Linked DNA regions of Mus musculus: regions 1 and 2 are each linked to region 3. Evidence: chromatin loops called from intact Hi-C (ENCODE). Cell type or tissue: left cerebral cortex. All regions are shown on one strand. Each heading gives the region's core, and the rest is flanking DNA. Links, peaks and the distances in the headings are about the cores only.

What was found. A loop is a pair of places that touch in the nucleus more often than their neighbours do. Peaks named below come from ENCODE experiments on the same cell type or tissue, not always from the same donor. Only the 100,000 strongest peaks of a DNase experiment are listed, where the experiment ranks them.
Region 1: it touches region 3 in a loop (11-fold over the local background); 2 of 42 quality-filtered maps call a loop at or near these places.
Region 2: it touches region 3 in a loop (5-fold over the local background); 2 of 42 quality-filtered maps call a loop at or near these places.

Annotation. Positions count from the first base shown.
Region 1 is chr2:149,867,155-149,877,811 of GRCm38, reverse strand. The region is part of intron 1 of Syndig1 (synapse differentiation inducing 1); the gene reads right to left. It also overlaps the pseudogene Gm18167. Among named protein-coding and RNA genes, the nearest start is that of Syndig1, 42 kb to the right of the region's middle. In left cerebral cortex, for the core only: a CTCF peak has its summit at 4,101; DNase peaks (open chromatin) are centred at 1,140, 4,225 and 5,155; H3K27ac peaks cover 2,106 bases.
Region 2 is chr2:149,762,355-149,773,011 of GRCm38, reverse strand. All of the region lies in intron 1 of Gm14133 (predicted gene 14133), which reads left to right. Among named protein-coding and RNA genes, the nearest start is that of Gm14133, 31 kb to the left of the region's middle. In left cerebral cortex, for the core only: no CTCF peak of the experiment used is centred there; DNase peaks (open chromatin) are centred at 4,279 and 4,785; H3K27ac peaks cover 233 bases.
Region 3 is chr2:149,660,370-149,671,026 of GRCm38, reverse strand. No RefSeq gene overlaps it. Among named protein-coding and RNA genes, the nearest start is that of Gm14133, 130 kb to the left of the region's middle. In left cerebral cortex, for the core only: no CTCF peak of the experiment used is centred there; DNase peaks (open chromatin) are centred at 1,331, 4,430 and 6,461; H3K27ac peaks cover 637 bases.

The sequences.
Region 1 (10,657 bases), core at 1,089-9,088, 210 kb before region 3:
GTATCAAATTCCTACTTGCCTTAGTCTTCACATTGTTAGTATGGCTTTCTTAATCTTTTTACCCTCTTCTCTATGTTCTATCCCTCTTTCACTGTTCTTCCTTATGGCTTTCTCTTTAGGATCATGTTGTACACTGTGGGGAGGTGTAGGCACTTGATCTATCAGGAATGCAGGGTATGCTTGGGTGACTACCTACACCCACTGATGTTGCGTCCTGTAGGAGTGGATCATACGTGCATTTGTTGGACACCATGTTGTGTTTTCCAAGTCTCAGGAGCTCCTCTTGTAGATGAGCTGCCTGCTTATAGAATCTAACTATGGCTAAACCGAGGCTATTGATGAATAATCTGGAAAAAGAGATTTATTTAGACATAAGAGGCTCCATGGTGTGCTTTATATGGCTTCAACCACAGCAGCCAGGGGCAAAATACTGTTCAGTCTCATTTGATCTATCTTCAGAAACCACAGCGCAATAAAGATGTATCAGAAAATGTTCGGAAATCTCCAGGGCTGCAAATGCTGAAGGTCCCTGAGATGCTGAAGTGTTTTACAGAGGCACACTGATTCTTCTCTAATATAATTGAAGCTTATAGGCTTGTTAGGTCATGGTATCCATGTCCTAGGAGTGATATGGTCCCAATGGTTTGAGAGAACTATGAACTATGTCACCAATCACTAGGCAGAGTCACTCTGAGGAGCTTTTCCTTGTCTCCCTGGGCTCCAAAAAGACATGACGGTGGCTCTAAGCAATGAATTGTAAGCTGACTGTTCTCTTGTGTTCCTCACCTCCCTTATATGGCTTCTTGGAATCACCTCTCAGCACACTACATGCACTGAGATGCTTGATTTAGGGTGGCTATTAGGAGGGCTAAACTCATGGGTACCCTAGCCAAATCCTCCTTCCACATAGTTTCTTTATCCCACAGTGTAAGACAAGGCTAACAACCCAATCTCCCAGAGCACAGCAGATTCTTTCTCTTAAGAAGAATTTCAGAAAGCTAATTGGAAGCAAATGCTTCAGTTTCCATGAGGAAAATATAAGTGACAATATACTGACCACCTTGACTCTGGTGGCCTCAAGGAAGAAAACAGTTGAGGGCTCTACCTCTCAGAGGGAGTTCTTCTGCATCTGGCATAGTTTCCTTACCACATGAGCATGCCGTGGTACTTAGTGTTTTCTCTTTCTAGGGGTGTGAACACTTGGCATATTTTAAAAGTCTAACTTTATCCTATGCTCACTGGGTGTGGTGGCACAAACTATAATTCTGAGGGAGGCTGAGGCAGGAAGACTGAATGCTAAAGGCCAGATTTGGCTACATAGTAGGTTTGAGACCAGCCAGGGCTTCATACACAGATTTTTATCTCAATGTACTAAGATTTGAAGCTATAGCTCAGTGGCAGAGTTCTTGCCTAGCAGGCAAGACTCTGGGTTTGGTTCTTGGCATGGAGGAAGAGTTCTAGGAGTATAAAACATATAGTTTTATTTTACAGGCTTTTTGCCCTACAACTCACTAAGGCTTTGAAAGCCTGGGATAACAGATGCCTGCATCAGCACAACAGTGTGGCTTCCAGATACAGATGTGCTGACTTAAATGAAATTTTCTCCCAGGAGCTCTTTATAGAACCTTGTAGCACCAATTCAGGCCCTTGGTATAATCCAGGGCCAAGATTTGGAAAGTATCGTACTGTTGGGGTCAACACATAAAATAATTCAAGCCATCTCTTTCAGATCTGTCATTCTGGACCATGTTGTGTGTAAAGGACCTCCCATCAGCAATACTGAGATACAGGTGACCTACACTTACTATAGGACCAGAGGATTTCATAGAATAGGGAGAGGGAGGCAGTTAAGTGTCCCCACTCTTTAGCTGACATGTTACTATCCAGAAAATATTTAATATGTTGCTTCAGGTGCTACAGTGGTGAAGTCTAGCTTGTTACTTAGAGGCTTACCAACATTTGGACCTTCAATCTTTTTTTGTTTTTGTTTTTGTTTTTGTTTTTTGGTTTTTGGTTTTTCGAGACAGGGTTTCTCCGTATAGTCCTGGCTGTCCTGGAACTCACTTTGTAGAATAGGCTGGCCTCGAACTCAGAAATCCACCTGCCTCTGCCTCCCCGAGTGCTGGGATTAAAGGCGTGCGCCACCACACCCGGCTTGGGTCTTCGATCTTTTGAAGTGATCCCAGGCCTCATGGCCTGATGTCTAGGGCCAGTCCCTTTAGAAGAGCTCTGGAAAACACCCAGACAGCACAAACACCTGGGGCAGACTTGAAGAGTCAGTCCTGAATCAACAAATATATACACAGAGTGATGGTTAATAGTAACTGTCAATGGGACAAGATCCAGAACCACCTAGAAGGCAAGCCTCTGGGCAAGCAAGTGAAGGATTCTTTAGATGAGATTAACTGAAGTGGGGAAAATCACCTTAAATGTGACTGGGATCCCTTTATAGGTTGGAATCTTGGACTGGATATAAAGGAAAAAGCAAGCTAAGCATACACGTTTATCTTCTTTGCCTCTTGCTGGCTGATGCAATGGAACCAGCTGCTTCAAGCTCTTCCTGCATCCTTTCCATGCCATAAGGGACATGGCACCATGAGTCAAAACAACCCTTTCTCCCTTAAGATGTTTTTATCTGAGTATTTTATGGCAGCAGGAGAGTAGTTGAGACAGAAGGTTCCTTATGATCATGTTTCACTTAAATTTCATTAAAATGTGATAGTTGTACTAATATACAAATTAGACATCTAAGAATTCTACGTGAATTCCTGGCATCCACCCCAAATTGAACTGCTGGGGTGATGTTGTTTGGGGCAGGTGAGGGGTGAGGACTAACAGATGCATTCCTGATTCTCTTCTCTCCTCCCACTGCAGGGAGTCTAGACATCAAAGAACCAAAAGAAGTCTCCCCATGCCTCACTCTGCTTAATTTCTCAGAAATATGTCACCCATGGGCCATGGCTGCAGTTGCTTATGGTTATCTTGTTCCAGCAAGGTTGCCCTACAGACCTATACCCTTCTTTTACATGAGAGATTTCAAATTCTTCCATACTTCATCTCTCTGAAGCCTAGGGTTTATGATCAGGATACCACCACCACACAACCAGACCCTCTTCCAGGTCCCCATCACAAGCACCATCCTGCTTACATGCTTGCTTTGGGCAACAACCTCAAAGGTCTTTTAGAAATAGAATTGACTGTGTGTCACTCCTGAATTAATTTCCGCAGTGGCATTGTGCCTGAAGTACATACCAAAGGCGCTACCATGGTTTATGTTACCCTCCTTCACCAACCCATGCATATTTTTTAATCAAACTCTTTGCAGGTCCCAGACTACTATTTTCCAACATCACTGTCCCTCTTTCACTTTGGGAACATAGAAGGGTCTTGTTGTCATCCAGGTGACTTTCAGTCTCTTGGGTTCAAGAGCTCCACAATGTTCCATGTAGCTGTGACTGCAGGCATAGGTCATTATGCCTGACCACTTTGACATTTTCTGAAGAATTATTTTTCACAAAGCAAAGGCCTGAAAGTATGTATGCTGTTCCATTTTCAAAAGAACTTAATGCTAACAGCTTGTCCCTTTCACCACAGGGATAATAAAGCTCCACGACTCAGGCCTTATGAAGCTCACAGCCTTAGATACAGAAACCCATTGCTGGGGTGGAGAGCATAGTTTGAATGTCTGAACCTTTTCTTAAGTTTTAAGTGGAGTCCTGTAGCCCTGCCTATCCTGGAACTCATTATGTAGACCAGGCTGGCCTTGACCTCACAAAGAACTGCCTGCCTCTGCTTCCTAAGTGTTGGGATTAAAGACAAGTACTGCCACACCCAGCTACCAATGTCTCGTTTTAAAAAAGCCTGTCAGTGATTTAGTCCCTTTATTAATGTTCCACCTGCATTTGCTCCCTAGATTACAATCTATAAGGTGCTAAAACAAGCTACCCAGACTGCAATGGAAGAACAGCTCAGGGTGTAAGCCACTCTCTATGCATTATGTAGATCCATTTTGCAAGGAATGGCTTTTGAGAAATTCCACCAGCCTAGTAACTTCTTAGATATGTGCTTTTCTAGGGTCACCAGAGATCCAGATGGAGCAGCCCCTATCTGTGTAAAGCTTGCACTCCATCCAAAGTTTGGAGGCGGATGGTGAATTTAGCAAGGAGAGACATGGATAAGAGCCATAGAGAAGCCGTGCAGCAGGAGGGAGCCTGGAGTGCGTGGGTTGGGAGGCACCTCCAGTGGGTGTTTCTGGGGATGGTGCTCATTGCACCTCATATCAAGAGCAGAAGGAGATGCTCTCCTCATGAGTCTCTGGTCTATTTTTACCACTTGGACACCATGAGTCATGCTACTGATTGTCTCCCAGCACTGCTGCTGCTGCTGAGCTCACAGCCAGCCTTGGACATCAGAGTATATATTTGGGATACTGACCTCCCTTTGGTTTAATCTCATTTTTCCATGATGTTTTCCATCTACCTTTTTAGCATCATCTGTGCATCTTGTCATATTTCTACATCTGTTGTTCTCCGTGTGACAAGTACCAGACAGAAGCAACCCCTTCCCCAGCCTTTTCTCTGTTCACTGGCATGCTGCCCCTGCCAGAAATATAATAAAACCAGCCTGTCACGATGGTCATCAGGAAAGGGCAGGCAAGAAGAAATGATGAGGTTTGTCCACTCACCTGCCTCAGTTAAAGACAAAACTTATGAGCCCTCATGCTGAATCTAACCAGTCATGTGTGCTGTCAGGCTCAATTATGAGAGTATTATCCTGAATGATTATCATATATAACTTAATAGAAGTTCCTTCCTTCTGAAGATCTGATCTTGTCTAAGTTTAAAGTGGGACAAATGTCAAAATAAGCAGAAAATCCCCCGAATGTGTTTTCCATACACCCAGAGCTATGCCTCTGAACAAACCCTTACAATTCAACATTCACAACTTTCCATTGGCCCTTTCCATTCTTACGTTCCATTCTCTCTAATGAAGAAGAAAACCTCTACACCCTCAGGCTTGCACACCTGCTAACCAGAAGCCAGATGGCCAAGTACCATGGAGGATATGCATTTGGTCCAGAAAGTAGATCTGCATGTTCCTAAGAAAGATGTCAACGGGATGTTCAAAGAATGACGTTTATTCTTAAAAGTCACTAAAATAGTTTTCCAGTTTGAGAGAGCGTTTATTTCAGGGCAGTGCTCTTCCCTGGCAGGCAGAGTGTGCAGGGGAAGATTCACTATGGAATACCCAGAGAAGCCTGCCTTCACTGAACACTGTGATTCATCCCAAATCAGAGCAGCCTGAGCCCCACAGAAGCAAAGCCACTTCCCAAGTGCATTGCCTTCCTTGTGCCACATCCAGGTTATGCTTCTCCTGGGACAAATTCATTTGCTGATAAGAAGTGATGGTACCCAACAGAGCACCTTCTCAGCAATGCTACAATCCCCATGCTTTGGCGTTGCCATAGCTTCCCATAAAAGGAAAGCTGGGGCATGGATAGTCATCCCTCATCTACCCTGGGGCTGGCCTGAGAGGGCTTTAGTGTAGACACTGCCATTCCTCAGCTTTCCAATAGCTGATTCCAGCACCTTCAGAGACAGTGGATGGCCAAGTCAGTATCGGCATGAGACCTAGACACATCTTCCCATATACTGGAAATCATCTCTAGCTTAGTCATGATATATGATTAATATAACTATTATGTAAGAAGGTGTTACACTCTTCTATAGTTTAGGGAATAATGACAAGGGGAAAGTCATTATATATGCTTACTACATACAGACAGTTATCTTCTAAATGTTTTTGAGTCAATGATTGGTTCAGAATGTTTGAAGATAGAGATCCTACAGGGCTGACTGTTCTTTATTTAGGAAGTAGTTTCAGAAAGAGGGGCAGGTAGCTGTAGATAAGGTGTGAAGTTCAGGGGAAATGCCATTCAGTCAGGTTCTGCAGGAAGCTGGAGACAGTGGGGAGTCTAGAAGACAACACAGAACAAACACTCGGGAATTCCATTGAAGTGTAAGAGTTGGGCACCTGTTTACCACATTCCTGCCAATTGTTGATAGAAATTATCCCTAGGACTTTTTCTCTCTAATCCTGATAGCTCACCAGTATGAACTGAAAACAAGTCTTCCAATGAAAATAAGCTTCAGGTAGAAAGCCCTGATCACTAGTGGCAAGATGCTCTGGAATGACAAAAGTGAGTGTCTATAATTCACACCTGAACTATCAGCTTTATTTATTCTAGTTCATAAAACTCTCTTGGATGAAACACCAGAGAATCTTCTACTAATTTTATAAGATAGGTATGGATTGATGGATGTATGATCTCAAAGATACACCAGACAAGCCACATTCAACTGAGTATGTCACCACCATTCTGTAGAGTGTACATTGTTATCACCATCATGATTTTCAAGGAAGGATCTGGGGTTCAGCGACGTAAATTCAGTTGCTTATGGTTGAGTAACTAGAGACAAAAAGCTGAAGGGGAATCCAACCATTCTTTCTCATAGTCTCCTTTCAGATCTCTGCTCTGCATGACTTCCCATTAGAAATACAGCTCACTACTTGTGACCTGAGATAAATGTGAAGTCTGGCATAGAGATCCAATGAAGTAGAGATAAAATGTGCAATAGTTCTGCTTTTCTGCACCTTCATATGTACCATCTCTTTGCATTGACCCAACCATGACCCCTGGGCTCATGATCCTCTACAGGATCCAAGGCACAACATTCTAAGTCCCAATAAAACACCCATTTTCAAGCACTTCAATGTATATGGAAATACAGTGTTCCAAGAAAAGCAATTCTGAGATATAAGGTATAAAATAAACTATGGTATACATAAATAGATGAAATATGCAAATTCACTGTTGTCATAGTTAGAAACATAAAGAGATTTCTTTTCCTAAAAGCTTCTAATTATTTTAGTATGTGTGTCAGCTTGAGGAAATCTCACCTTTTTTCATTGTGCCTGTGTGTGTGTGTGTGTGTGTGTGTGTGTGTGTGGCAGAGCGAGTATGTTTTCTTGCTTCCACTTTCAATTTTTCTTCACTAATTAAGAAACATTTCCCTCGGGCTCCCTTGGAGTAGCAGGCACTGTGGTTGTTAAAGTCATATCAGGAATGCAATCTGTTTTTGCTTAATAGGAAATGGATCTCCTGCACAGGTATGGAGTATAATCCACACATTCTTCAGCCCTCTTCCTCATCAGGAGGATTCTCTGACAGCCAAGTAGACACTACAGAGATTTCAGCATTTACAAGTTAAGCTTTAAAGGAGCTTTTCTGTTGTTCTGTTCTCTGAGCCAGGCATGGAAGGGTGCCACTTCATTAGAAAGGACAATGCTTTTGCTTTCATGGTCTGTGACAGCTGACACACATAAGGTAAGACATGAGAAAAAGAAGTGTCTATTTCACAGTTTTCATTTTAAAAGTTCCCCAATGCCCATGTCTCGAAGGCTTGGCCTTCAGCACAGGGCTTCCAGGAGGTGGTCAGACTTTAAGAAGTAGCCTGTGGGGACCAAGTTAGGTTACTATAGGGGTATCTTTGCAGAGGTTATTCAAATACAGTCTTCTCTTTCCTCCTTCCCTCCAGGTTACCATGAGTTAAGGGGGCTCCTTTCTAATATGTGCATCCACCCAAAGTAACAAAGAATGAAGACTGAGATTTCAGAAACAATGGAGCAAAACTTCTACTTATGTGATACTGATCGTAAGGATTTATCATGGTGAAGAGCTGACTAACAGGATATTTGCTTCCATTTGCCAATTAGACACATCACTTTCTCTATGTTGGCACTGGAATATCACAACAACCCAATATTGTAGAGCAACTAATGAAAATGGGATAGAAGTTGCACTCACAAGTAAGATCCTCTGTCCTTAACTATTAGGGAGTCGGATATTAACTATTAGCCATAGTTACGGGATCTCTGTAGATCACATAGTCACGAAACATGGGAAACCCTAATGGATAGCATCAACTTGTAAACAGTGAGCAAGTGAACATTATTCCCTATCATGGCCACCTCCTGTTCCAGCCATAACTTGGTAATGAATTGAATCCTAAAGTCAGGTGCAATAGCTAAAAGACTGGCCAATGTTCACCCTTATTTCAGAAAAGATCTTCAACCAAACAGTCCTGCTTAGTTCAGGAGGAGCCGGCTCTCTTTTCTCCTCTTCATTAAACCATTTGAACAAGGCTACATTGTCTGTTCAATATTATTACATGCAAAAGAGACAATTATGAGACAATGAGATAGCTCAGTAGAGAAAAAGTACATATCATACAAGCTTGGTGATGTGATTTTTGTCCCTGGAACCCACAGAAAGAGGAAGAAGAAAACTGACTCTATAAAGTTGTCCTCTGACTTCCACATGCATTCCATGTCGCATGCACACCTTCTTTATGTACACATATGTACATATACACAAAATAATAATAATAGTTATAATAACTAATAAGAAAGGAAAAATTATTTTAAAAAGGAAATCAAGACATCATGAATTTATAGATGTTGATTGATATGTCAGTCCTTGGGTTTAAGATGAGGGCTGGGAATACTTTACCATAAAAAACTAAGGACAGGAATAAAAATAATAATAAATGAGATAGGTAAATTAATGCCATCAAACACACAACTTTCTGGATCAAATCTTGGAGCCTTCACGCAATTATCAAGGAACTTCAGAAAGACTTCCACTTCTTGGCATAAATTTTAACAAGAAAATAAATAATAATATAGATACTATATGGTCCTTTTTGGAGTTAGTTCTTCAACAGAGTAGGTACTGGAGACACAAGGGTGGGGGGAGTCTGAGGATCTCACTCTGGTGCCCACCTACCCCTTCTTGGTTCTGGGAAAAAGGTACTTGAGTGATGTGGGTAACAGTTGGTACTTACAGACCTCAAAGTGAACTGTATTTAATTACAGGCTTACAATCCCTCCCTAGTACATTGTACAATGAAATCATTTTGAAAGGGAATTCCATTGAAGATCTTCCCTCTAAAGTTGGTGGAAATAGGTTACTTCCAACTCTAGCTTTTCTCTTTTTTTCTCTTTAAATATACATACAGTAATAAAATAAATAAATATAGGTTGAGGACATACAAAACTGTTCTAATACAGGTAGCAGACTTTGTCTATTTACTCTGGAAGTACCTTCTCCCTTGGGTACACTAAATAGATGTCTCTTCCACTGTGGTCAAATGAGTAACAAATATTTTACCTTGAAATGGGTGGCCATCTTTGAAAACAGCTTCTCACCATTGTACAGAATGCCTGTGCATAGAATTTGTGCAAATAACAAAGTCAGTTTCCAAGGTGCGTTAGTTTCTAAAGTCAAAAAAAAGAATTTGTCTGTGTTGGTTTTGTTATAATTATTTTTCTCTTTTCCCCCTATTTTTGATTTTCACTATTACTTTTTTCTGCAATGGTTATGATTGTGGGACTGCTCAAGGCTCTATTCACAACTATGCACATCCTTTGTATATTTATATTTAGAAGAAAAAGAAAACAAGAAGAGGACATGAGTTGAAAAACCATTCAAACCAAGTTAAACCCAACAAATTCTAGAGGTGTCACTCTGGTTGCAGCTGACCCTTCTTCCTCATTTCAGCTTAGCTGACTATGTACTGTTTTCTTCTAGGAAGTGAGGGAATTGGTGATTGACCATACTGCCAGGAACACCTGGCTTCTCCACATGACCCCTGATACTTAATTTGTAGCTGCCTATCTTGGAGACATTGATGCTGATCACCATGGAGTTGACCTACATGGACTTGGGGATAGTAGGAATAGCATCACTCTGGATCACTGACCACTGATCTTCATGGCTAGAGCACAACTAAATATACTTGAATGGTGGCTCTTCATAGCAGAGGTTATGCTCAGTAATGGGTACAGGAGTTTCTTGGGGGGAACAGCTCCAAGATTTTCCATCTAAAGCTAATAGAGCTAATAGAGATACTGCTTTTAATTGTGTCCAGCTTCTTCCCACAGTAGGCAGAGGTTTTTCTGGCCCTAGTTTGTGGAATGGACATTCAGGTTGCCTGTGGTGGTAGAAGCTTACTGGTATATAACATAAATGGCAAATTTGTCTCTAGTGTGTGTCTATTAACAAATGAGAAGTACATAAGTAGATGAGGCATTCTTCCTTTATAGTGTGTAGCAATGTGTCTTAGCCAGATGGAATAATTAGACTGCTAACAAAAGTGTCATGCCTGGCGACACGGTGAACAATCTCCCAAATATGCCAAAGGCTTCAATCTTGGCATATGTGGGCTGTGCACAGATATATATTAGTGAGAAGCTGGTATGACATTCTGTCTCAGTGAACTACACTCAAAACTCTGATCAGCAGGCTTGGGTTTGATGCTTTCTACTTTGATTTTCTGTCATTTTTAAATTGTTAGCTTCTTTCTTAGTTATTTCTCTATCATTGTGATAGTACACCATAACCAAGGCAACAAGTAGCAGAAACAATGTATTTGGGATTCAAAGTTTAAGAGGGTTAAGTCCATCACCATCACAATGGGGATCATGGCAGCAGGTGTCAGGCATAATGTCGAAATAGCAGCTGAGAGCTCTTATGTTAAGATTCAACCACAGGGCAGAGAGACATAATGGAATAGCATTGGCTTTTGAAACCACA
Region 2 (10,657 bases), core at 1,275-9,274, 100 kb before region 3:
GCTCCCGTTTGTTCCTTCAGGTCAATCTTTACATTCTATTAAGATGTAAAATTGCTCTTCCAATTGCTCTTTATGGGTTTATTGTCACTCCAAGACTTCTAGAGAGTTCCCAAATGTGTCCTCACCTGTAAAGGAACCTCACCAACTATGTTAATTTCTGTTTTTCATTGCTATGACAGAAAATCTAACACAAATAACAGAGAGAGGAAAGAGTTTATTTTGGCTCATTGTTTAATAGGGTTCAACCCATTCTTGCTTGGTTGCACATCCTTGGTCGAACGAAACATCATGACAGTGAGAATACATGGTATAGGAAGTCCTCATTTCAGTCAGATGAAAAGCAGAGAATTAATGGTGGGGATTGAGAACTCCATGTCTTTCAAAGGCCTACTCTCAGAATCCTACTTTCTCTAGCTAGATCTTACCAGGTAAAGTTTCTAGAACATCCCAGAACACCACCTACAGCATGGGGGCCATGATCTAAAAGACAAAGCAGTAGTGTTGTGTTGTGTTCAATTAATAACACCAATGTTGGATTCTAGTGCATCTGAGCTTCAGAGTCACAGCATGCTTTCCAGACCAGTGGCATTGGCAACACTAAGGACACGTAGAATATGAACTACACATCAGACTTCTATCAACATCTGTATTTGAACCAGAACCCTCAGTGGGTCATGTGTACCTCAAATTTTATAAGCATAGCTGTGGTAGTTCTAATTAGAGCTGTCTCTAGTAGTCTCATGTATTTAAAAACATGGTTCCCTATTGGTGGTGATGTTTGGGGAAGTTATGGAATTTTTAGGTGTTATATCCTTGCTGAGCAAATTAGGCCACTACAGATAGATTTTTAATTTTCATAGTCTTACCTTACTATCAGTTCACTCTCTTTGCTTCTTATGTGAGGTTGAGATACGATCTCTCAATTTTCTGCTCTAACCCCTTCTGCTACGTTTCATCTACCATTATGGACACTCTCTGTTTGGAACCATAAAGTAAATTAACCCATTCCTCCCCCTCCATAAATTTCTTTTGACCATGGTGTTTTATCACACCAATAAAAATTAACTATTACAGTTGCCCAATGTTAAAGATTTTCTTTTATTTGTTAATTAACATATCTGGCTATGTGGCTCTTTCTTCGAATGGATTCTAAAGATGGAAAGTACATTTGCAATGTGCATAAAATTGGTATTTCTTGGTAGAGAGAGGCTTATCTCTTTTGATCCATGGGAAGGTCCCTATAGAATCTCAATAACAACAAGCTGCATATTCTTGGAAATACAGCTAAATTCAGTTAAATACAGTTAAAGATTGCAAGAGCTACCATCAAATCAGTGTCTTAAGGAGAGATGGAGATGCTCTTCAGGGAATCCCCTTCTTCAGTATTAATCATTGGAACCATAAACAAATAGTGTTACATTTATCTTTGTCCCTCTGAGGCCAGCCCTGCCTAGGATGAGATATAATGGGGCACAGTGATCAACATTATTGATTTCAGTTCTTCCAGAAGTTAAGGCAGAAATATCTCTTAAGCCTAGTAGTTCAATTTTAGTGTATTACAATGCTAACCTGGTTAGTTGTCATCCTTGACTTGGCACAAACTAGTAGAGTCACCTCTGGAGAAAAAAGTTCTTTTGAGCAATTGCTCAGGTAAGATTTGTCTGTGAGAAACTATATTAGAGAGCCCAGCTCACTATGGATGATTCCATCCGTAGGTAGGTGGCGCTGGGACAAAAAAAAAAAAAAAAAAAAAAAAAAGCTAGCTAAGTCAAAGGTCAAGTCAGATGATAAGATACTGATTGACATTCCTCTATAGTTCTTGCTTGAACTTCTGCCATGACATTCTTCTAGGATTGAGTGAAACCTTGAAGTGAAGGTCAAATAAACTCCTTTCCAAGTTGTTTTTGGTCAAGGTATTTATTATAGCACCAGAGAGAAACTAGACCAGTTACTAAATATAGTAGTATCAATAGGATGGTCTAGGAAAGTAGAGGACCACTGCAGTGTTGTACTAGCTGCTGATCATTAGTCAGATCACATCTATGAGCAGCTGCTCTTGTCTAGCCTGACATGTCTTAAATATACTTAGATAATCACCAAATTAAACAAACATAGGGCATAACGGATTCTGATAAGTCCGTTCACCCAGCAAGAAGGTCTGTTCCTGAGATGAAGAGAAGCTGGGCCTGAGAGTGGCATCCTTTCTGTGAGGAATATAATTACCCTTCAGACGTGTCTGGCACTTTATCATAAACATTGCAGGTTTCCTTTTACTCAGTTCTTACTGCCACTCAATGAAACAAATTCCATTTTCTCCATATTTATGAAAAGAACACACAGAATTTTGGAAAAAAAACAGTTTACTTGTGGGATAAAGAGCTTCAAACTTCAATCCTACTCCATAGCTCATGCATATTGCTATCCCCTTTTCCTAACCCCTTCCTATTTAGTACTCTCTGCCCCCATAGACAGTTAAAATTGTACTTTCAATGTCAAATGTTCATACATCATTACATGGGTCTATATAAAATCTAGGAAAAATAAATGAAGACAATATGGTGTTTATCTTTCTGAGGCTGACTTAATTTGCCTAATATGTTTATCTTTAGCTGCATACATTTTTCTGAAAATGACATAACTCTGTGATTTAAGATGGAACAAAACACCACATTCTCTGAATGCTATTCTTCTAACTTTGAACACCTAGATCATTTCTATAACTAATCTGTTGTGAATAGTGCTGTGATAAATATTAACATGAAAATATCTCTGTGCTTTTTGACCTGGATGGAACTCTTTGAGTAAATATCTAGGAGCAGTAAACCTGGGGCATAATTGTAGGTTTGGAAGGTATTGGAGAATTTTCTGTAGCAGTTGGTCTAGTTCATATTCCTACTAGCAGTGTGTAAGTACAAGCCTTCCCCTTTTCTGGATCCTTCAAGCACTGTTTATTTGGTTTCGTTATGACTGAAATTCTCAATGGAGTTAGGTAGAAGCTCAATGTATTTTGCTTTTGCATGTCTCTGATGGCTAATGAGGTTGAACATTGTTTACCTATTTATTGACCATTTGCATTTAAGTGTTTCTCATATAGACTTCTGAGTTCTTTATATATTCCTGGTATTAATTCTTAGTATCAGGAATATTTAAAGCGCCCCTAATAGTTCTACTTGGCAACCACAGTTGAAATCACCAATGCATACAGAATTTGTCTTTCCCTCTATCCTCAACAAATGATGCCCACATGACACTGATGGATAACCAGTTTGATACTAATCTATGAGATCATAACAGGCTTTTATATTGTTCTTACATCTGATTTGAGAGTATTTTTTTAACCTAAGCTGGCAGAGAGACTACAGGAATAAAGTTGGAAGCTTTGGAGGGTATCCTGTTGGGAGAGTGGCATTGAAGCTATTGAGCAAGGGTAACACATGAGCCAAAGTAGATCTAGATCCAGGTGGGTGGTTAAGGGACAGGGCCTTACAACACAGAGTAGTATTTTGGGGCTAGATGCTGGGGTCTGGAAATACCATCACATGGATAACAGAAACTGAACTGTATTTTCAAGGTGGTTCCTATGTGCCTCTTCCAAGGTGCATGGTGCATTCTGTCTGGACCACTCATGCTCCAGGAAGGTGTGCAGCTGACTCATAGCCAGACCTCACTCTGGCTTCTCTCCCTCTCTCTCTCCCTCTCTCCCTCTTTCTCCCCCTCTCTCTCCCTCTCTCCCTTTCTCTCCTTCTCTCTCCCTTTTCCTCTCTCCCTCTCTCCTCCCCTGCCCCCTCTTGGATCTTACCAAGGAGCTCTTGTATTTTGGGTTGGGGATCTTCCCTTTGCCAGTGGATGGAGTCAGCACTGCCCATCACATCTGCTTCTGCTCAGTCATTCCCAAAGAGTTTTATTTTAATAGAAGTAGTTTGGTTTTCTTAGGTATGAGTTTATTCTCCAAAACAGTTAACATTTCAATGTCAAAGAATGAATAAAACAGCCAAGTGGAGTTGCCAACACCCATGAATATTCTAGTTTTAAAATCAAGATGAAAATCCCTTATGATGAACATTGAAAAGTGTTCAAATTAATTTTTGGCATTAAAAAAATATTTTCAGCCCCAGTGAGTGCAGCTTAGGGCAGAATTCCATTTTGTTGCCTGTGACACGGAGGAGTGAGGGAGGCTGCTGCTTTCTGGCACTGTTATGGCAAGCTCTGGGTGTGGTGCGAATGTTGCTAACTAGGATGAGAAGTAAGTGTGGGTGCTGTCTGGGGTGCAGATGCTTTCTGAGCAAATATATATATGACAAGTAAAGGCTTGGGAGACAGTATGCCAGCTTTCTTTATTTGTTCTGGAGTAATTTGGTTCATTCAGTGGGATGTGTGAGTGTGAGGCATTTTCTTCACCAGATGGCTCCAGTAGCTTCAATGGGTGTTTTCTACTCCAAGCTGTGCACAGTTGGATGTGGCTAGATGTTGATGTTATCTCTGTTTATGCTCTTGTGGGACCTCTCTACCCCCACCAATAGCCAATGCTCTGAGTTGTCTTTAAGTAACAGCAGATCTCAGCTCCAATGAAAAAGAGAAGCACCTTTCTCATACCTGCACCACAGTAGGCCACGTCCTAGGGGATCATCCAGCCCTGTGTCAGGATGCTCACCTCCCCACAGGGCATTCTAGGAATGCCAATGGTCTAATACACCCCCAATCAGCAGCAGATGAGTCACTGGTAAATATCCCAGACTTTTGTCCTTCAGACAGAACATTCAGAGGACCTCACAGAAGGTTCCCAGTGGGTTGGACCTCAGTTGTCTTCATCATGACTCATACCATCTTGTCTCTTGGCTTTAAAGTCTCTGCTTCCCTTCACTTTGTCTTCCCCCTTGTCTGCCTTTCTAGGATATCTCCAAATAAACTTCTCACTCTAGATCCTTCTCATATGTCTTTGAAGAAAAGTTAGACCAAGAGAAAATTGGATTGAAGCTGAGACTCAGGAGGTTGTTCAGTCATGTTTGAGGGCCATGTTGAAAGCAATGTGTGTCAAGGTACCAGTCTATGGCAGGTTTTGTAATGTCATTGTTTCATGGTTAAAAAGAGGTGAAACTGGTTAAAGAACATTTATTGCTGTCATAGACCACAAAGGAGGAAAGAAAGGAAGGAAGGAAAGAAGAAAGAAAGGATTGATTATAGAAACCTTGCAATTAAGACAAAATGAGGATAATTTTCATGAAGGAATAAGTCAAACATTGAAAAAGGACAGCCATTATTACATGGGGATTTGTAGAAGAGCCAGATTACATATTTACAGCAGTGCTAGAACCCAACTGTTCTTAAAAAGTAGTCAAATGTGTAATATGTTTATTCTTTTTTTGACTTGTAAACCAATTTTTTAAAATAATATTTATTGATTGATTTATTTTTATTAGATATTTTCTTTATTTACATTTCAAATGTTATCTTCTTTTCTAGTTTCCCCTCCAGAAACCCCCTCTATCCTATACCTCCTCCCCCTGCTTCTATGAGGGTGTTCCCCCACCCATCTACCCACTTATGCTTCCCTGTCCTGGCATTCCTTTACCCTGGGACACCAAGCCTCTATAGGACCAAGGGCCTCTCCTCCCATTGATGTCTGACAAAGTCACCCTCTGCTACATTTGAGGCTGGAGCCATGGGTCGCTCCATGTGTAGTGTTTGGTTGGTGGCTTAGTCCCTGGGAGTTCTGGGGGGTCTGGTTGGTTCATATTGTTGTTTCTCCTATGGGGTTACAAACCCCTCCAGCTCCTTCAATCCTTTCTCTAACTCCTCCACTGGGGAACTCATAGTCAGTCCAATAGTTGGCTGTGAGCATCAGCTTCTGTATTTGTCACACTCTGGCAGAGTCTCTCAGGACACAGCTATGTCAGGCTCCTGTCAGCAAGCACTTCTTGGTTTCCACAGTAGTATCTGGCTTTGGTGCCTATTTATGGGATAGATCCCCAGATGGGGCAGTCTCTGGATGGTCTTTGCTTCAGGCTCTGCTCCACACTTTGTCTCCATATTTGCTCCCATGAATATTTTGTTCCCCTTTCTAAGAAGAACTAAAGTATCCACACATTGGTCTTCCTTCTTCTTGAGCTTCATATGGTCTGTGAACTGTATTTTGGGTGTTTTGAGCTTTTGGGCTAATATCCATTTATCAGTGAGTGCATACTATGTGTGTTCTTTTGTGATCAGGTTACCACACTTAGCATGATATTTTCTAGTTCCATCCATTGGCCTAAGGATTTCATGAAGTCATTGTTTTTAATAGCTGCATAGTACTCCATTATGTAAATGTTCCACATTTTCTATATCCATTCCTCTGTTGAAGGACATCTGGGTTCTTTCCAACTTCTGGCTCTTATAAATAAGGCAGCTATGAACATAGTGGAGCATGTCTACTTGTCATATGTTAGACCACCTTTTGGGTATATGCCCAGAAGTGGTATAGCTGGGTCCTCAGTTAATACTATGTCCAATTTTCTGAGGAACCACCAGACTGATTTCCAGAGAGGTTTCATATACTCATTCTTGATGATTTATTTACAACCCACCATTGAATATTCTCAAACTGAATGTATCAAGATTGTTTAATTCTCCAGGAATCCTTTCCTGGAGTTTTCCAGAACCCCAACCCATGTGACTGTTCTATATAGAGTCACGATGTTTTTGCTTTCACCCTTTTGGAAGTTCAGCAATATATCATAGTGTGCCTTATTGATGACTTTCCCACTTGCAGTCCAAGTAAAGTATTGCAGCTCATCACAAAACTGCAAAAGTCAAATTCAAACAAAACTCTGTCTTTCAAAAGAAGAACAGAAACTGGGATTTGACCTGCCCTCTAATCTTTCAACTCACCCTGGTTTCTAAAGTTCACGATGATTAACTGTCTCTCCTGCTCTGTTGTGGAAAAAGGAGCTGCTATCTGCCGGCATGGGGAAAGGCAGGGGAAGTTTGAGCTCAGTCTAGTTGTCAGCAAGCTTTCTATTAGTAAAAGAAAAGATGGTTTATCTCTGTGAATCTTTTCATGTTCTAGAGATTTATTTCTAGGGTTTTACATTGAAAAACATGACTATTAAATTCTTAGGTATTAATTTACATATAAATGCCTTAGTAATATTTTCATACTGCATTTCACAGATTTTTTTATTTTTATTTTATGGGTATTTTGCTTGCATTTATGTCTGTATATTCTGTGAGTGCCTGGTGTCCTTGATGGCCAGAGAGGGCCTTGTATCCTCTGGGAATAGAATTATAGATAGTTGTGCATCAACATGTAGGTGCTGGGAAATCATCTTGAGTTCTTTGCAAGAGCAGTAAGTGCTCTTGACTGTTGACCCATTGCCCAACAGTGGCCCAGGCCCACTATCTATGTCGCACATTATTTATACCAATATGTACACACACTTACTACAATTTTTACCAAAATGATCCACATGCATATTTCTAAACATTCCATTGCTAAGTAGCCTATAGAAACAGAATGCACACAGAACAAAAGTGTGAAGCTTGAGGAATTATTAGAAAACAAATTGTATCTATATGGTCAGTTCTTAAATCAAGAGAATAAATCCCTCAAGAATTTCCTCACATTGTAAAATTGACTACATTGTAAAGAAAGAATGACAAAACAGTCTCTTTCTGGAAAAGTATGGACTTGTCTTGTGTACCCAAAGTTTACCCTTTCTGGATTTTCTATCACAGCTCTATTGATTTACCTTTAAGAAGAGAGTATCAAGTTTGTGGTTAAACATAAATTGCTAAATATGACAAATCATATCCTACCAACATTTATTATTATTATTATTTTTGATTCTAGAATAAAGGATGCCACTTTGACTTCAACGACACAAATTAATTTTTATATGAATTGAATTGTACAGCAACTGTCATATATATGTATATATTTATTTGTAATAGCCAGAAACTGGGAATAACCCAGATGCCCTTCAACTGAAGAATGAATACAAAAAATGTGGTTCATTTACACAGTGGAATACTATTCAGCTATTAAAATTAAGGACACTGCGAATCTTGCTGTCCAGTGGATGGAACTTGAAAATATCATTCTGAGTGAGGTAACCCAACCCCAAAAAGACATGCATGGTATATACTCACTTGTAAGTGGATATTAGCCATTAAGTACAAGGTAGACATGATACACTCCATAGACCCAAATAAGCTAAACAAGAAGAAAGACCCAAGTGAGAATACTTGAAACTCACTTAGAACAGAAAATAAATTAATCATGGTTCAGAGAAAGGGAGGGAACTGGGTGGGAGAGGAGAAAGGGAGGGAACTGGGTGGGAGAGGAGAAAGGGAGGGGAAAAAGGGGAGCAGTCAGGATCAGGCATGGGAAGAGACAGGAGCGAGGGCCAGAGGGTCAGGAGAATGAATGGAAATTTACAGCTATGGGGATATAGGGGGATGAGGGGAATCTTTAGACATGATTGATTTTTAAAAACCTGCCATTGAGTTTGAGAAAGTTTGTTTTTCAATAAATACTTATGATAGATACATTCACTGTGGTGACAAGAGCAAGTGTAGATACTGAAAAGTAGCTGGCAGTCAGAGTTAGAGTGGTACTTAATGACTTCCCAGTAGTTAGTCCCTTGACTCAGCATACCTACAGCAGAGATAGGGAAAATGACAGGAAGCTAGACTTGTGAATTACAACATTGTCAGCTACAGCCATTTGAAGGATGACAAAACTAAAGTTTGGGGAGATTAGAAAATGCATCCAAGATCAAATAGGAAGTGGTATTATATCTCATCTCATTCCAATCCTGAGGTTTTTTTCCAACTTGCTTCTATTTCTCACTGTTCAGCTCTTTATCCTCTCTATTTCCAGTTGTTGAATGGGTTCATTGCACTTGACTGCTGCAAAGGGAATGTAAACTATTATGGCTCACCCGATCTTTCTCTACTGCCTAATGAGAAGACTTATGGTGGCCATGTTTACACTGTGTGCTGTAGCTCATTAAATCCCTTTTATAGACTCTTCTATGATCTTATCACTATAGTTTTGTGAGATGGTTATTTTTTCTACCACACTGAAGTGAAAACTGAGACTTGAAATAAATCCCCACTAGTAATGTCTGTAGTCAGGAAGGAGACTCATTCAGGTGTTTCAAGTAAAACTTCAGGCCTATTTCCACTAAAAATAAACAAAAAGGCAAGAAAGTATTAATATAAGGAGAGCTTTGAGAAGATCTGGGAAGCTGTCCAAAATGTTATATGTGGTAAGTACCAGGTGGATTATTTAGGTCTTTGCAGGGTTTTCTTTTTTTTTTTTTAAAGATTTATTTATTTATTATATGTAAGTACACTGTAGCTGTCTTCAGACACACCAGAAGAGGGAGTCAGATCTTATTACGGATGGTTGTGAGCCACCATGTGGTTGCTGGGATTTGAACTCTGGACCTTCGGAAGAGCAGTCGGGTGCTCTTACCCACTGAGCCATCTCACCAGCCCTTTGCAGGGTTTTCTAAATAGATATCTGTGAACCAGAAGGATCTACTAAGTTGTAAAAATATTTTAGGAAAAGCTTTTATAGGTACTAATAAAAGCTTAGATATAAGAAGGATCAGAGAATAAAGGTTCAGGGAAGACACCTTGACCAAAGGGGACTTCAGGTGCTCCTTTCAAAGGAGCCAGATCTGCTCAGAGAGATCTGAGTTGTCAACAGGTGAGATATTGAGGGAGAAATGGGCACTGCTGGCAACTGTACCAGAGACTGCAAGGGGACAGAAGATGGAGAAGGAGGGGGTCTGTGCTTGGGATATGGCCAGTTCTGCTGAGTGACAACGTGAGGATGAGTAGACTGTAACAGCGACGTATGTTCTCTCTCTCTTGCTCTTCTCCATCTTTCCCAGTCCAGTTTGTGCTTCCAAACACTCTGGGTCTCACACCTGCCTTCAGGAGTAGTCTATCTACCAGGTCACTCTTCCTTTCTCAGTAGCTATTTAATACTAGTAGTAAAGGGACTTAGTCTCCCTCTCCTTCTCCATGCTGGGATTTTTTTTTCTAGACTGAGGCTGCATAGGTTTTGTGTATGCTAAACTCACTCACAATCTCTGAGTTTATATGTGCATCTTCTCTGTTGTGTCTGGAAAGTTTTGTTTAGACCATGTCTGCTGTCTCCTGCCTCTTACAGTTGTTCAGCCCCTCTTTAGTGAAAATCCATGACCCTTGGTACAGTCCTGTGTGTGTGTGTGTGTGTGTGTGTGTGTGTGTGTGTGTGTGTGTGAGAGAGAGAGAGAGAGAGAGAGAGAGAGAGAGAGAGAGAGAGAGAGAGAGAGAGAGAGATCCAATTTAGGACTGAACGTTCTGCAGTCCCATTTTCTGCATGGTGATCAGTTTTGTGTTAGGTTTTACCTATTGCAAGATGACTCTTCTCTGATGAGGGTTGAAAGATGCACTAATATGTGGGTATATTAATAAGTCTTTAGGATTTAGTTTAATATTATGTTCACTTGGATTTACATTACATAGTTATAAAGGTCTCAGACTTTCCCTCCTTCACTACCTCTGTCTCATTCTCTGACTCTCTGTGATTCCCTTCCTTCCATTTAATCAAACTCTGATCTTCAGCTGATGTGAATTGCTGCATTTTATTATCACAGTGTAAAACAGCACAATAAAAGAA
Region 3 (10,657 bases), core at 1,103-9,102:
GTCCAGGTATTTAGGGGATGGGCTGTTGAGAGCAAGGGAGAAATCCTTGCATAACAGGAGACCTTTGGCAGGCTATCTATAGCTATAGCTCCTAGGGACATTTGTGCATGTCTGAAAATTGTCACAATTGCTCATGGCTTTGCACAAAGGATTTTAGATTTTATTTGTGTTGCACCTTGGATGTTCTATAGAAACTGAATAATGTTTGCTCTTTCTCCCTATAGTTTAATATGTTATCAATCCTTCTTTGACTCATCATACCAGTTAACTTCATATCATCTGGTTACCATGGATTCACCACCTGCTCCTTTTTTTTCTTAACTCTTCTTTCCATCACTTTTCCTGCAGCTTATGTCTTGACATCTGTCTAGCCCATGCTAGAAGCTTCAATCTTGATATTTGTTACATTCCACATTCTGTCATTCACTCTGCTCCCAGTCACTCCTGGCCCATGTTCCCTTTCTTACACCCTTCACTAGATCCTGATAATCACTCACTCCTTGATGACAAGAGATTCTAGCTTGGATGGTTTTCTGCAAGGTAGGAACAGTTTACTATGATGCATTACTAGTTTTCCAACTTCCTTTGTACAGACTAACTGTTCAGTGTATACACGCCTTCATTTTTCCCCTCCCTCCCTCCCTCCCTCCCTCCCTCCCTCCCTCCCTCCCTCCCTCCTTCTCTCCCCTCTTCCTTCCTTCCTTCCTTCCTTCCTTCCTTCCTTCCTTCTCTTCTTTCTTTCTTTCTTTCTTTCTTTCTTTCTTTCTTTCTTTCTTTCTTTCTTTCTTTCTTTCTTTCTTTCTTTCTTTCTTTCTTTCTCTTTCTCTCTCTCTCTCTCTCTCTCTCTCTCTCTCTCTCTCTCTCTCTCTCTTCCTCTCTTCCTCTCTTTCTCTCTTTCTCTCTTTCTCTCTTTCCTTCTTTCTTCTATTTGAGACAGGGTGTATCATTATGACATCCAATCCTGGGCGCAAGTGATGGCTCTGTCTCTTTCTCTCCAGTATTATAACTGAAGTTGTGTGGCACTGTGCACTGCTTTAATATGTGTTACTGATTGAAATGTCCTCTTTTTTGCTGGGATCCGTGCCTCCAGCCCAACCTTCTACTTCCCTGTTTTACATTTTAAAATAACTTATCACCTTCAGTGTAAAACTTTCTTCCTTAATATGGATTTACACATTTTCGATCAGTTGACCCTGGGTTAATTATACACTGCCATCTTCTTCCACTTTTTCACATGAATTCTATACTGAGGACACTGAAAATGGCTTGTTCTTCTTTCCTGGGCACAGAACACAACATACTATTTTCTCTTATCTTGGCAGATGCTATTTGCATGGCCTCATTTCTACTTTCAAGTCCCGCACTTCTTCCTCTGTTAAAACTGCTCATTTTTGGAAGATATAGTTTATGTATCTTTTCTGTGAGGAGAGTTTCTATCACTTTCCCACAGGCCCTCCTCAAGGGTGTTTATTATTTTCCACTGAAATGAACAATTCTATATTCACTCCCCTCTTACAAGATATTGTGGTGCTTTCTTAGTTCATTAATACTCTTAGTCTCTTTGAGAAGACTGTGATGAATGAGGTATTCTTCATAGTTCGCTTTCCCAATTATTCAAGTTCATTTACTTTATCTCTGGGCCATAGTACAACCATAGTTTACAGTCTCTATCTTTCTGTTCCAGGCACCCATTCTTTAGTGACATAGTACTCATCATTTAGTGATAAACACTAGACAAAAATAATAGGATGTTAAGCTCTCTGCTTTCGTTTCACTTAAGACCTCTACATTTTAGTTTGTTACTAGAAAATGTCTAAGGACCCTACATTCTGATGTGACATGTGTTTTGGATGTCTTAAGAGATAGTGCTGATGGTGTATTGGATTAAGTGAGCGTTGAATGTTGCTCATGAAGATGCAAGGCTGGAGTCAAGTGAATCTTGCATGTTGGTCTCTACACTGAGATGAAGAAGAGCAGTTGGCATTATTACTTCCATTATCAAGAGGTACCCAGAGAACCTCACAGGGGTCCTCGGTCCTTTATGGACAGGAACTGGAACTTAGCTCCTACAAGGGGGAACTGAGAAAAGGTAGCTCTGTAGGGAAAATCTAAAGACCTATCATTGTAAGCAAAGGAAACCCTTTTTTCATTGTATCTAATTCAAGGAGAATGCAGGGATAGATGAAGGAATAGAGGAGAAATGATTTCTAGAAGCCAGCAGAAAAAGGAGTCATGGAAGGGGACCCAGATACAGAACCTACATGTGAAAAAGCTGCAAAGTTCTAACAGAAGTTAAAGACCCAAACGTGAAAATATTGAATATTAGTAAGTTAGAAATCTATGAACTGTAAAGGTGTTCAGTTCTTTCATACTTGGTCTATAGACTCAATAAGATCGCATTCAGAGCCCCAGCAGAATATTACATAGACATTTGCAAAGCAATTCTTAAGTTGATGTAGGAAATCAAGACTCTGAAGAGCCACACTGAATAGGAGTAACAAAGCCCTAACAGTTACATAATCTTACTTCAGGAATCACCAGAAAACTACACCATAAGAGTTGTGGAAATTCACACACAGGAAGCTGGGAATATTATATAATATTAAATAATTAAGGAACATGGCTTACTTGGCACAGAGCATACTGTGTAAGAGGACCTAACTCTGAATCCCTAGCAGCCAAGCCAAAGCTGGGGACCGTGGTGCGACTGTAATATTAACATGGAGGGGCCAAGATAGTCTGGAACTCAGTGGGCCAGTCCAGCTCAGCTGAATTAATAAACCATAGGTTCAATGAGAGACACAGTCTTAAAAATAAGGTGGCGAGCAATAGATACATTTATAATTAGCCTCTGGTCTTGATACTGTGATACACATGTGCTTATGTTCTCTCTCTCTCTCTCTCTCTCTCTCTCTCTCTCTCTCTCTCTCTCTCATACACACACACACACACCCCTCTACATCTGTCTCTCATGCACACAGGAAGTACCTGTTAACGACACATTTGCTAGGCATAGACCCACACAGTACTTTCAGCTGATGATTATTCAGTAAAGGAGCAAAGAAGATTCAACAAAGAGAGTCTTTAACAATGGCTTTTGGGAATGTAAATGTGCATTATAAAAGAAAACTAGAAAATATACCCAGACCACATAGATACAAATATACACAAATATTTACTGAAGATTGATTGTACACCTAAATCCAAAATGCAAAGGTATAATACTTCCAGAAGAAATCACAGCAGAAAAATCTATGCAGTGTGTTGGATGATGAATCTTCAAATACAACACCCAAACTATGTGTGAAAGAAAACTTGATATATTGACTTTATTAAAGTGATTGACTCTGTTCTGTGAAAGATACCATTGAGAGACCAGAAAGACAAATCACAAACCAGGAGAAAATATATACAAGGCATAAATTTCATAAAGAGTGTGTATTCAAATACAGAAAGAACTTGTAAATCCATCAGTAGATAACAAATTCCTAATTGAAAACTGTGGATAAGTGGGCTGGAGAGATGGTTCAGTGGTTAGCAGCACTCACAAAAAGACCTGAGCTCAGCTCCCCAAACCCACATATTTGATGGCATACAATCACATGTAACTCCAGCTCCAAATGATTGCCCTCTTCAGGCCTCTGCACACACGTGTGTATATTCTCTGTCTCTCTGTCTCTGTGTCTCTGTCTCTCTGTCTTCATTTCTGTCTGTCTGTCTGTCTCTCTCTCTCTTACACACACACACACACACACACACACACACACACACTGTCTTTTTATGAAAAAAAAAAAGATCTGAATGGCTATAGCACCTGTATGATATACAGATTTTAAATAAGCCCAGTAGAAACACACAGCATCATCAGTGGGTAATTGCAAATTAAATATACAGCAAAATACTACAACCTATTAGAATGTTAACCCCCCAAATTGATTACTCCAATTTGGATTGGGACTTAACTGAAGTTGAATTTATATTTGTACACATTACCTGGAAATATCCAAGTTCTTGTTGGATTTTAACATGATATGTTGATTGGACAAGATGATCATGACTATCAAGTACTTTTATAAGATGTGTGGTTTTGTGGCCACTGGTACTGTGTGGGTGATCTCCTGTCTCGCCTAAGTCCCATGCTGGCATCATATCTGATGGGCACATATACTCTTAAGTCAGCAGCAGCCCCAGAAACTGAGCACAGATACTGCCTTCCTTGGTTTCTGTGTTTCCTTCAATGAAGACACCCTATCAAATTTGGTGTAAGGTAAGGATTTTCTCAGGATCACAGTTGATCTTTCCCTCTCTGTGTTTTGCACTCTGTTTCTTCAACTCATTTCTGCCTCACATTTCCAGGCCTACATTGATATGCAAAAGCCGTAGCTCCTGCAGCCAAGCTCCTTTACAGGGAGCGCAGAATGAGACAGATGACTCAAAGTGCTCTTGGCAGCAGTGCTTCTCTACCAGCCCCTCTCAGAATCTGTCTTGTCTCCCCGCCTCCCTTTTCTTCTGTTACATAGAGTTTGTATGCATCACATATCTATTCTGGGAAGAATTTTGATCCTGACAAGTGAGTGATGCTCACCCAGAGGAAAGAAGGACAAAGTATCTTGACCTTTAATAAGGAGGTCTGAGGTCTTCTGTGGCTAATAGTCTGGAATTCTGAAATGAAGCTTTCTGGAATACTTGACCCTACTCAGAATTTAGAAGAAAAGGAAACATCCTCTTAGCCAGGACAGGGAAAGCATTTCTTGCAACCACAGGGTATTCACAGAACTCAGAAACAAGATCCAATGCTACCTGTATGCTTTCCGTGGTGATCCAGAGACAGTAATACATCTTATTCTAAAACAACAACAACAACAACAACAACAACAACAACAACAACAACAACATGGCAGTAGCAGCAATAACAAAACAAACAAAACCTCAACAACAAAAGCAATAAAAACAACCTTACCCTTGAAGCCCCAAGCAAATTAATTTAATATTGTGAGCCTAGTGATCTGCACATGGAGACAGACAGCCTTCATCTTCATCCTGACTTGGTCAAGAGGATAACTGATAAGCAGAACACTGATAACTGTTAATAATAATGGTAGTCACAAAAGTGGCATTCATGGTGTGTGGGTTTACAGGAATGTCATGGCCTGAATTTTACGTGGTTGTCACTGTGAGTCCCCAAGGTGACACAGTGAGGTCAGATGTTTTCTCATCTTCCTCTGACAGAAGTATCTAAGGCTTCCAGAAATTAAGCAGCTCCTTTAAAGGCAGATCGTTAGCGACCATATAGTCTTACTCCTAGACTAGAGTTCCTGTTTATGGAATTCAGATGGAGCTCTATCTCCAGTATGCACGTGGATACATGGATAGACAGTAATTGTTCCAAAGAATAAGAGAAGGCTGAAAGGATTAGTGCAGAGCTCTATAAGACCCATCTGACTTTAGGTGCTACTGTTGCCCAGTTGCCTTTAAGATAGAAACTTAAATGCTGTCTTGTTTATGTGGCTTGTAAGAATATTAAGAGACACATTTCTCTGAAATACTCAGCAGAGCAGCTGGAATAGACTACAATGCCAGTTAGAACAATGACCAACTGACTTTAATAAAGTAGGTTTTACAAGAATTTCTGAGAGGCAGAGGCACCATTAACCCTCCACAGTCTTCAGCTGTGGATTCAGCCATACCTCTCTTGGACTCAAGTATCATTCTTAGGAGGTCTGAACTCTGCCGCTTCATGCAGAATCACCCTTGTCCTCTCTTCCATTCTGTTCTATCTTCTAATCTTCTCAAAGTTCCTACTGGAATTGCTATGGTTATTCTCATATTTATTTAGACTTTACATCTCTTGTTAGTTGCTTCTTTGCCCAACAGCCTCAGTTTTCATCATTTCCCAAATACTACCCATCTTTTCTCAACAGTCTGTCCCATTCACTAAATTTACTTCACTGCACAAACAGAAATGTTTTGTAGTGCTGCTCCTAGGTACTCCATAAAAGGTTGTTTGCACTTTGTCAGTAATTTTATTGAATGATGCATTCACAACACAGAAAAAAATGTGTCTCTGTTTATTAAGGACCATCTTTCTTTCACTTACAAGCAATGCATTGATTGTCCCACGTGTAGTGGTGCATTTATGCAATCCTCGCAAGTGGGAGATTGAGGCAGCAGGGTTGTTAATTCCAAGCCAACCTACATAAATTCATTTAACAACATTATTTTATTTCTGAGGTTTCTGGTAATTATCTAGAAATCATACAACATATTTTTTTTTCTCTAGAAGTAAACAGGAAGCTGAACCCTGAGGCCCTTTTATTCATTCTAGAAAGCCTTGCTCTCCTATTGTAGAGCTTGAGGAATTTCAATATACTTATCAAGTCCTCTGGGACTTGTGGATGGGAATAGTCATAATTTGTGTCAAGCTTCTGTCCTAACACATTCATCTGTTCTCTACCACCCACACAGGCTTGACTCACTGCCTTCCTGGACTTCCACATAAATAAATGGGACAAGAGATAAGCAAAATGAAAGAGAGATTTCTACCATGCATACATGTACATACATTGCCCAGTCAGCACAGGAGAGGTCAGTTTAGATTTTTAGAAAGATAATGGACTTCCCACTGGAAATTAAGCTATATATGATAAGTCATATATATGATGAAAGATTTATAAATGTAATACATTAAAAAACTCTTATAAATCATCACTATAAAGTCAACCAGGTAGGCAAAGGTGTGAAAAGGCAATTCTGCAAAGTATTATATAGTAAGGCAAAAAGAGCACTTAATGATTCTCATTGTTATCCATTAAGCAAATCTCAATCAAAACCACCTGATAGACTCCTTAAGAGCAGCAAGATGGCCACCATGAAGTGGACAGATAATGAGAAATAGGTGCGGATTAAAAGGGTGCAACAGAACTACTGTTTGGTGAGTGGGAAGGTAGAAGGTTGCCACTGCCTTGGGAACTTGGGTAGTTATTCTTTAAAAGGTTGGACATAGAGTGATCAGATGTCTGCTATTCTACTTAGTCTATATCAAAAATGAAAGTCTATGTTCATATAAAAATATTATACATGTTTTTCCTATGGGGTTGCAAACCCCTTCAGCTCCTTAAGTCCTTTCTCTAACTCCTCCATTAGGGACCCTGTGCTCAGTCCAATGGTTGGCTGTAAGCATCAGCCTCTGTATTTGTCAGGCTCTGGCAGAGCCTCTCAGGAGGCAGTGATATCAGGCTCCTCTCAGCATGCACTTCTTGACATCCACAATAGTGTCTGTGTTTGGTGACTGTATATGGAATGGATTCCCAGATGGGACAGTCTATGGATGGTCTTTCCTTCAGTCTCTGCTCCACACTTTGTGTCCATATTTACTTCCATGAGTATTTTGATTCCCGTTCTAAGAAGGACCAAAACACCCAACCAAACAGACTCCCTAGAGTTCCCAGGGACTAAACAAACAACCAAAGAGTACATATGGAAGGACTTATTGCTCCAGCCACATATGTAATAGAGGATGGCCTTGTCTGGCATCAATAGGAGAAGAAGCCCTTGATCCTGTGAAAGCTTGATGCCTCAGTGTAAGAGAGTGTAGGGCTGGGAGGCAGGAGTGTGTGGATGAGTAGGGGGGGGGGAACAGCTTCATATAAGCAGGAGGGTGGGGACATGGGGTAGGGGATTTCTGGGGGTAAACTGGGAAAGGGGATAACATTTGAAATGTAAATAAAGTATCCAATAAAAAAAGAAGTTGAAAAAATTATACATGAATGCTCATAAAATATCTGTAGCAGTTAAAATTGGAAATAAAGTATAGAATATACATACAAAGTTAATATTCGAATACAGTTGTCCTTTTATTAAACAATAAAATGAAATTATGACACATGCTACACGTATGGACCATTTAAAAACAATTTTAAGACAAAGGTTTCAGGCAGCCCAAGCTGGTCGTAAACTCTATATGTAACTGAGAATGACCTTGAACTTCTGATCTTTCTCCCTTATCCTGCCAATTGCTGTGATCATAAATATATATCACACTGTCACACCTGGTCATGAATGGACTTTCAAAGTATACTGTGGAGTGGGAAGAGGCTCATGAGCCCCCATCCCTAGCTGACAAGTTGTTGACAATTGATGTCTTCTTAAGGAGGGAGAGTCAGGTGCTTGTTTATTTGTTTGTTTTGTTCTGTATTTTAGGGTTATTTATTTATTCGCAATTGTGGTCACTGTCAGTATGTCAGGCAGACGACACTCCATTGGTTGAGAGGGGATGTGGGATTGAGTGATAGATCTGAGATTAGTTAGGAGAAAGAATGGGAGGTGAATATTAACAAAATATGTTGTATGTATATATGAAATAAACAGAAATACTACAAAACACTATGCTGAATGAAAGAAGCCTGTAGCTAGTCATAAAATACAGTATACCACATGATTTCATATGGGCAAAATAGGCATAACTTTTTAAAATATAGACATTTATAGAAATAAAGAGAAAGGCAATATATGTGTAGTGTTTGAAGACAAGAGAGATACCCAGGATTGATAGCTATTGGTTGTAGAGTTTTGTCTCTGGGTTGATAAAAATTTAATTCAGCTTTATTGACTGTTTTAAAAGCCACTGAACTGCACACTTTTAGTAGGGGAGTTTTGTAAGATGTAGACTCTGTCAATAAACATGTTAGAAAGATATAATAACTAAATAACAGCTGTACTGTCTTATATTCAAGCACCCCTGTTTTGTTAAAAGGCCTCAGTTGTGGATATAAGGTGTTTTCACGGCAGCATAATGTGTCAATCACTATCATAATCACTTACCAGAACAGAGGGACCATGATAGTAACGTACTTCTGAGCTGTGTTTTGCCATTGGGGTCTACTTCTCAGCAAAGACTTCTGAATTTGCAAGAAAAACATGTAAAGGATATGGTCATGTCCATTTGTCATGATGTCTGGACCTGCTGTATATAGGCAGCCTCAGGAAGCCCAGTCATTAATTACAACTTGATGACTCCATGCATAGCTAGTCATTCTCCAACATAACTGACTGGAGACACTGCATGAGGGCAATATCATTTGGCAGGTCAATGAACCCAAACTGGATTCCCCAGATGTCTCCTCTTATCACTGAGCCCCATACCTAGTGAGATTAACATATCATAAAACACAATTTAAAGAGATCTACCCAATGAAGGATTCAAATACTAGCTCATAATAGAATTTCAAGTCTAAAAGTGGTTGTGACAAAAACTCAATGCAAAACCTTCATATTGATAATGTTGCACTTAAAAAACAAAAATGGCACCAGGATGATAAGGTTCTGAATCAGCACAAAATCCCCATCATGATATTTTAGTGCCCAGACTACCTCCACAGTATGGCTTCATCCCTCAGTATCTTTGGGCATAGCAAGACACTAGTCCTGGTACCCAATGTATCTAAGAGTGCTGAGAACTGTACATAATACCCCACCTCAAGGAATCCATCTTGCTACACTCTGGCAGTGCAATATTGTTTTTTCCACAGGGCCTAGATAAGCCTGTCTAAAAGTAGCTATCTGGCTCCCTGTGGTTAATGCTGCATCAGCACAGATGCTCTTATGTTTATTATCCAAACCCATTCACTTAGCTGTGGGATGTATGTCAGCCACTGCTACAGAAAGCCAAGAGAAATGGCCGAGAGTAATTCCATTCCATAAAGAGCTTCACTGAGTCTTGTCCAAAGTGGAGGTCACTCGCGTTCCCATGGCAACCCACATCCATTGGAAAGGAGCAAAGAACTCAGACAATAGTGTCCTTAAGTAAGCCTCTCAGAAGACTGTGACAAAGCAAAGTGGAGATAAGAAACAGAGTTCATGTAATCGAGTGAACTGTGTTCCATTCGAGGAAAAGGAAAGAAAGAAGTTTCTGTTCTTTTAGGCTCAGTTTTGGAATTGTAATAGGCTCAGATCCGAGTCTATAGGAAAGGTACTTTCCACCCAGGTTAAAGAGTTGTATCAGGCACACATCATGAGAAAGAGAGATAGTTTTATAAGAAAGAAAAGTACTCCTGGGCAAAGGACTGACCAACTGGATCACAATCTTTTATAGATCATTTCTACAGCACTTGCCTTTCCTATGCTTGTATATTATGGGTTTTTCTGGAGTCTTATCTGTTTGTTCTATGTGGCCTAAGTTAGGAATGGTTTGTAGTCTTTCTCTACCAACTGGCTTCTTTCAGATGTTAACCTTGTCACTTTCCCTAGCATCAACTCTGCTGTCAAATACTTCCTACATTGTCTAATGATTAAAAAAAAATTAAGCAGTCTCTATGTGCTTTTAAATGAGAGCATGATGACTATGAGAGCAAGAAATTGAGCCAGGATCCCTGCAATATTCATACTGGCTCATTGGGCATCCAGAAGGCACAAATGAGGATGATTGGTGGTCAGTTCTAGGCTTTCCCACACATTTTCTGGATGAGCTTTTCTACCTATGCATGAGGCCTCTAATCAGTCAGGATATTGATTCTTCCTTTTACTTAACATGTTTTTTTTCCCCTACAATGTTCCATTAGATTTGATGACATAATCAGCAAAGAGGTAATCAATTGCCAGCTTCCATGTAGTTAAAAGGTGATAGATATTACCACGATGAAGTTGAAAGAATAGCTTCTTT